2 separate regions of the Homo sapiens genome follow, and region 2 is linked to region 1. Evidence: read pairs that join two places in POLR2A ChIA-PET (ENCODE). Cell type or tissue: CD4-positive, alpha-beta T cell. All regions are shown on one strand.

Region 1 (2,500 bases):
CAAGATCACGCCACTGCACTCCAGCCTGGGCGACAGAACAAGGCTGTCTCAAAAAATAAATAAATAAATAAATAAAATAAAAAAGAAAGAAACTAGGAATAGAAGTAAATTTCCTTGATTTGGTAAAGTGAAATATCAAAATGGTCCCTTTGGTCTATTTGATAGGGGGCAGTGGTTCACACTTGTAATGCTAACACTTTGGGAGGCCGAGTTGGAAGGACTGCTTGAACCCAGGAGTTTGAGACCAGCCTGGGCAACACAGAGAGACCTCTGGCCCCCCCCTCCTTTTTTTTTTTTTTTGTGAGACGGAGTCTCTCTCTGTCGGCCATGCTGGAGTGCAGTGGCACCATCTCGGCTCACTGCAATCTCTGCCTCCTAGGTTCAAGCAATTCTCCTTTCTCAGCCTCCCTGGTAGCTGGGAGTACAGGCGCCTGCCACCAGGCTGGGCTAATTTTTGTATTTTTAGTAGAGACCAGGTTTCACCATGTTGGCCAGGATGGTCTCGAACTCGTGACCTCAGGTGATCTGCCCACCTCGGCCTCTCAAAGTGCTGGGATTACAAGCATGAGCCACCGCGCCCCGTCAAACCCCCCGATCTCTATAAAGCAAATAAAAAAATAGCAGGGCATGGTGGTGTGTACCTGTAATCCCAGATACTAAGGAGACTCAGATGGGAGGATCCCTTAAGCCCAGGAGTTCCAAGCTGCAGTGAGCTATGATCACTGCACTCCAGCCTGGGCGACAGAGAGAATTGCCGTCCATAAATGATAATAATAACAGGGCCGGTCTCGGTGGCTCAATAATAATAGGGCCGGACGCGGTGGCTTTTTTTGTGCACTCTTCATGTAAAGTGAGTTATCATCATATATTGCCTCTATTTTGATGTTTGGTTAAAATGGGGCACACCAGTACTAACTTCGGCTTTCTAACAATTCCTACTTCGCACACCATGTGGCAGTGTTAGATGGCTTTTGGGCGCTCGCCAAGGACTAGACATCTACCACTTCTTCTGGCCTCTTCGCTCCTATATCCACTGCTTCAATCCAGAGGCTGTATTTGACCCTCTGCGACCTCTTTGTCATGGCGTCCGCGGGGCGTCTACCAGCGGAGGCTTGGGCTGGCAGCCGGGCGTCGACCTTCCCAAAATGGCGGCGGACGGGACAACTGCGCTCAAGGGGCGGGGTTCCGCCGCCGGGGGCGGGGCGGGAGGCCGAGGGGTCGGGCTAGCGGGCGGGACGCTTCCCAAGTCGGCAGTCTCAGCGCGCCTGCGCCGAGCGGCCCTGCGCGCAGTGAGGCAGTGGCGGGGGAAGGCACCGGTGGGGCCGACGGGCGGGTTGAAGGAGGGAAGCGGGCGAGCGAAGTCCCAGTGCGCGCCGCGGCAGCCCGGGCACCCTCCCCTTCCGGGCGTGAGTCGCTGTGAAAAGAGCTGAAGCGAGCGGACTCGCACCGGCAGCGAGGCGCCGCTCCCGCCGCCTCAGCCCGGCCTTCCTCGGCTCCGGCGCTCCGGTCGCGGGGCCCGGGTTCCTCGGCACACCCCGCTCCAGCCGCCCCCAGAGCCTGTCCCCAGCCCTTCGGAAGCCCCGGCGCCAGCCCGGGCCCTCGGCAGGGAGGATGACGGAGCTGCAGTCGGCACTGCTACTGCGAAGACAGCTGGCAGGTGAGCAGGCGGGCGGCGGGGCGCCGGGCCCGGCCGCGATCGCGGACAGCCGCAGCCCAGTCCCTCTTCTCCTCCCGGGCCAGCGGCCGTACTGCCGAAGGGGCCCGGGCCTGCGAGGGTGGGGACCTCGAGGCTCCGGTCCCGGCCGGGCCCAGCCGTTCTCGCCCGGCTCTTGGAGGGCACTGGGGGCGGGGACGCGACCCAGCTCCGGCCCAGGGACTGGGCCTGGCGCCCGGGGGGTCGGAGAGGAGGAGGTCCCCTCCCCCACCGTTCTGTAGGACGTTGCGGGGGAGGGGCTGTGTGCGGGTCCCCAGGCCGGGGCCGCCAGCTTGGAGGGGCGGGTCCCGGGTTCAGGTGCTGCCGGGGCCGCCGGACCTTCGGGGCCGGCTGGAGCGTCCGGACCCAGTGCGGCTGCGAGTCCCCGGCTCGGTGTCTGAGGGCGGGCGGAAGGGACCGGCCCTGGCGGGATAGGTGAGGCGCACAAAACTTCTCCCCGGGCGGCGCTGGGTCCGCGGAGTTGGGGCCGACAACAAAAGCGCTGGCCTCGGCGGCCTCCACGCGGGCGCGAGGGTGCCGGAGACCCTGGCGGAGTGCGGATCGCCGCCTCGCCTGCCTCCGCCTGGCACGGGCTCCGGCTGCGCCGCCCGGCTGGGGGAGGGTAGGAGCGGGCCGCGGGGAGAGCCGCTCGCTGGCCGGCTCCGGGCTTTGTGCTCGCCGCGATTCCGGCTGCTGCGCAGGCCTGCAAACCCCGGAGCTGCGCCCGCAGGCTCTGGCCCGGGGCGGCGGCCGGGTCGGCCTCCCCGAGGAGCCTGCGGCCCCCCTCCCCCATTGTCCCGGCCTCCG
Region 2 (2,500 bases), 190 kb after region 1:
CAGGATGCTGGGTGCTTGTTTTAGCCAAAGCAAAGAGACTCCCAAGGCTTGTCTCCATTTTCCCTCTCCATGAGTTTCCTGATATCTTGGTGCTTGCGTTTCCCTATCCTTCAGATTGTCTTTTTCTTGGTTTTCCACATCCAGTTCCTACTACAGGAGGCTGCCACAGTGGCTCCCTTCTCCTGACCACGTGGGTGTGGCCACGCACACCTGGTTCTGTGCACAGATGTGTAGAGTGGGTCTGTGGGTGGGTTGGGGGATGGCGTTTCATGTTCATTCTTGGGAGGGGGTTTCCTAAGACTGAGGGAAGGTCTCCATCGTGACCTCTCCAGTGGTCAGTTCAGCTTGCAGATGAAGCTCAGGAGGTACTCTGAAAAGGGAACTAATATTTTGCTTTGCACTTGTTGCTGTAGGTGGATAACAAGGGCCGGAATTTCCTTCATGTGGCAGTTCAGAACTCTGATATTGAAAGTGTGCTGTTCCTGATCAGTGTCCACGCTAATGTGAATTCAAGAGTCCAGGATGCCTCCAAGTTGACCCCCCTGCACCTCGCTGTCCAAGCAGGCTCAGAAATTATTGTCCGCAATTTGGTAAGTGACACAGAAGTATTGCATGTAATAATATGTTGTCAAAGCATATTGTAGAGCTTGTGCAGAATCTCATCACAGGTGCTTTGCCCGGTGTTGTGAAAGCACCTGGGGAATTTGGGGAGCGAGGCTGGTGCACTCAGGAAACTGGTGTCAAGGGCTGCACGTCCTGAGCGCCCCACTGGGCTGCGTGGGCTGCCAGATGCTAGATGGGGCCCTTCCAGAAAGCAGGATTTCAATGGTGGAGGCAGGGTGGGAGCACCGAGGAAGTGGAGATCCACTTGTGTTCTCTGTCAGGCATTCAACTGGGACTTTGAAGTGAGCTGTCTCTCTTAATTTTCAAAACCACAGAGGGGTATGAGAAATGTTTTACATTTTACAAAGGAGAAAATGTAGGCCGAGAAAGAATTTTACCCCCGAGGCTATCTAAGCAAGTAGTGCTGGATTTTAGCCTTTTCCATTGGACTCCAAAGCCTGCTTTTTCCACCCAGGCCGGGGAGGGTCTCAGTAAAGATGTGGAGATTGGGAAGTGCATGTGGTGTGTTTACGTAGGAAAGTTTGGTTGAAGTTTTAGTAGAGTTGAAAGAGCTGTGGTTAGAGGGGCAGGAAGAAAGCAGATCGTGGGGTGTCACATTTCAAACCGAGAACTGTGAGCAGCCAGTATCTTTTAGGCAGTGGAGAAACCATTGTAAGTGTTTGAGCTGAGAGAACAAGGTCCAGAGCTGAGACAGGGCCTCATCGTCTGGTCTCTGCTCCTCAGAGCTGGCTGTCGCTGGTCCCTCCTGTCAGCCCCAGACACATGCCGCAGAACTGGCCGCTAAGGCACCTGAGCAGCCTTTGGCGCCTTGGTGTCACTGTTTCTGAAAAGTGCTTTTTAGAAAAGCCTTGTGACCTGATTGTGTTTGAGCTGAGGCAGCATTTGAAGAAGGCGCCTTGGGAGTGAGGCACACAGGTGTGGGGCGGGCTCACCAGTGACGAGACCGAGCGGAGGCCGTGGCAGTGAGTGTGAACTGAGGGCTAAGGAGCGGTGGGTATGATGGTGCCAGGAACAGATTGGATGTGGGGGAAGCAGCCAAGGAGGCGGAGCTGGGTCCCAAAGTCGTAGGGAATCGGCCTCGTGTTCATCAGTCTTTATGCCTCTGTAGGGCTGGAGGAGGTTACGGTCCCTGACCAAGGACCCCGCCTTCCTGGGGCCCGGCATGACAGATGATAGGATCGCCCAGAAACACTAGAAACAGCGGGTCTTCCAGTGTCCGTGTGCTCCTTCCTCTGAATTGATGCTGCATCCTGTTTGACCCTGTTCATACTGAAACCCCTTCCCCACTCTCTCCTCCCAGTTAACCAGCTGTGGGGCCAGTTATGATCCCTAACACAGCACCAGGGACCATGAATATACATCTGTGAGACGTCCCGTATGGAGAGTCCCATATCCACTCATATGTCTTATCGATCAGTGATTAGACTGGGCGCCCAGAGTTCTGGGGAGGCTGAGACTTAGAAGTCAGGGTCCTAACCAGAGCAGCTAAGCAGCACCTAGATTTTCCCAGAGGCAGTGCCTGTACACACGGAGGAACCAGGGGTGGCCATACACCTCAGCAGCAGCAAATTGGGTTCTGACTACAGACTACATGTATTTTCTGTTTACAGCGATTGTTTTTTAAACTTTGTCAGAAAGAGGATGACGAACTTCAAATACTAAACGAATAGGTATTATGTAAAGGTCCCTCCGGCTGTGTTGATTCTGTAATTCTTTGTGTCCCTTTTTTTCTTTCTTTTTTTTTTCTTTTTCCTTTTTTGAGACATGGTCTTGCTCTGTTGCCCAGGCTGGAGTGCAGTGACCTGATCACAGCTCGCTGCAGGCTTGACCTGCCAGGCTCAATCAATCCTCCCATCTCATCCTCCCGAGTAGCTGT

What was found. ChIA-PET counts read pairs that join two places held together with the same protein. Peaks named below come from ENCODE experiments on the same cell type or tissue, not always from the same donor. Only the 100,000 strongest peaks of a DNase experiment are listed, where the experiment ranks them.
Region 2: POLR2A ChIA-PET joins it to region 1 with 10 read pairs; 6 of 35 experiments call an interaction of 5 or more read pairs at or near these places.

Annotation. Positions count from the first base shown.
Region 1 is chr17:4,365,428-4,367,927 of GRCh38, reverse strand. It overlaps UBE2G1 (ubiquitin conjugating enzyme E2 G1), which reads left to right and starts at 1,253. Exons shown (of 6, transcript NM_003342.5): 1 at 1,253-1,657. The coding sequence starts at 1,612. RefSeq lists enhancers at 1,120-1,414, 1,234-1,920 and silencers at 1,083-1,782, 1,833-2,500. In CD4-positive, alpha-beta T cell, no CTCF peak of the experiment used is centred here; DNase peaks (open chromatin) are centred at 1,267 and 1,947; H3K4me3 peaks cover 1,703 bases; H3K27ac peaks cover 650 bases.
Region 2 is chr17:4,175,216-4,177,715 of GRCh38, reverse strand. ANKFY1 (ankyrin repeat and FYVE domain containing 1) reads left to right here. Exons shown (of 25, transcript NM_001330063.2): 19 at 414-590. Among named protein-coding and RNA genes, the nearest start is that of CYB5D2, 33 kb to the right of the region's middle. RefSeq lists enhancers at 217-716, 717-1,218. In CD4-positive, alpha-beta T cell, no CTCF peak of the experiment used is centred here; DNase peaks (open chromatin) are centred at 715, 1,335 and 1,375; H3K4me3 peaks cover 1,346 bases; H3K27ac peaks cover 2,500 bases.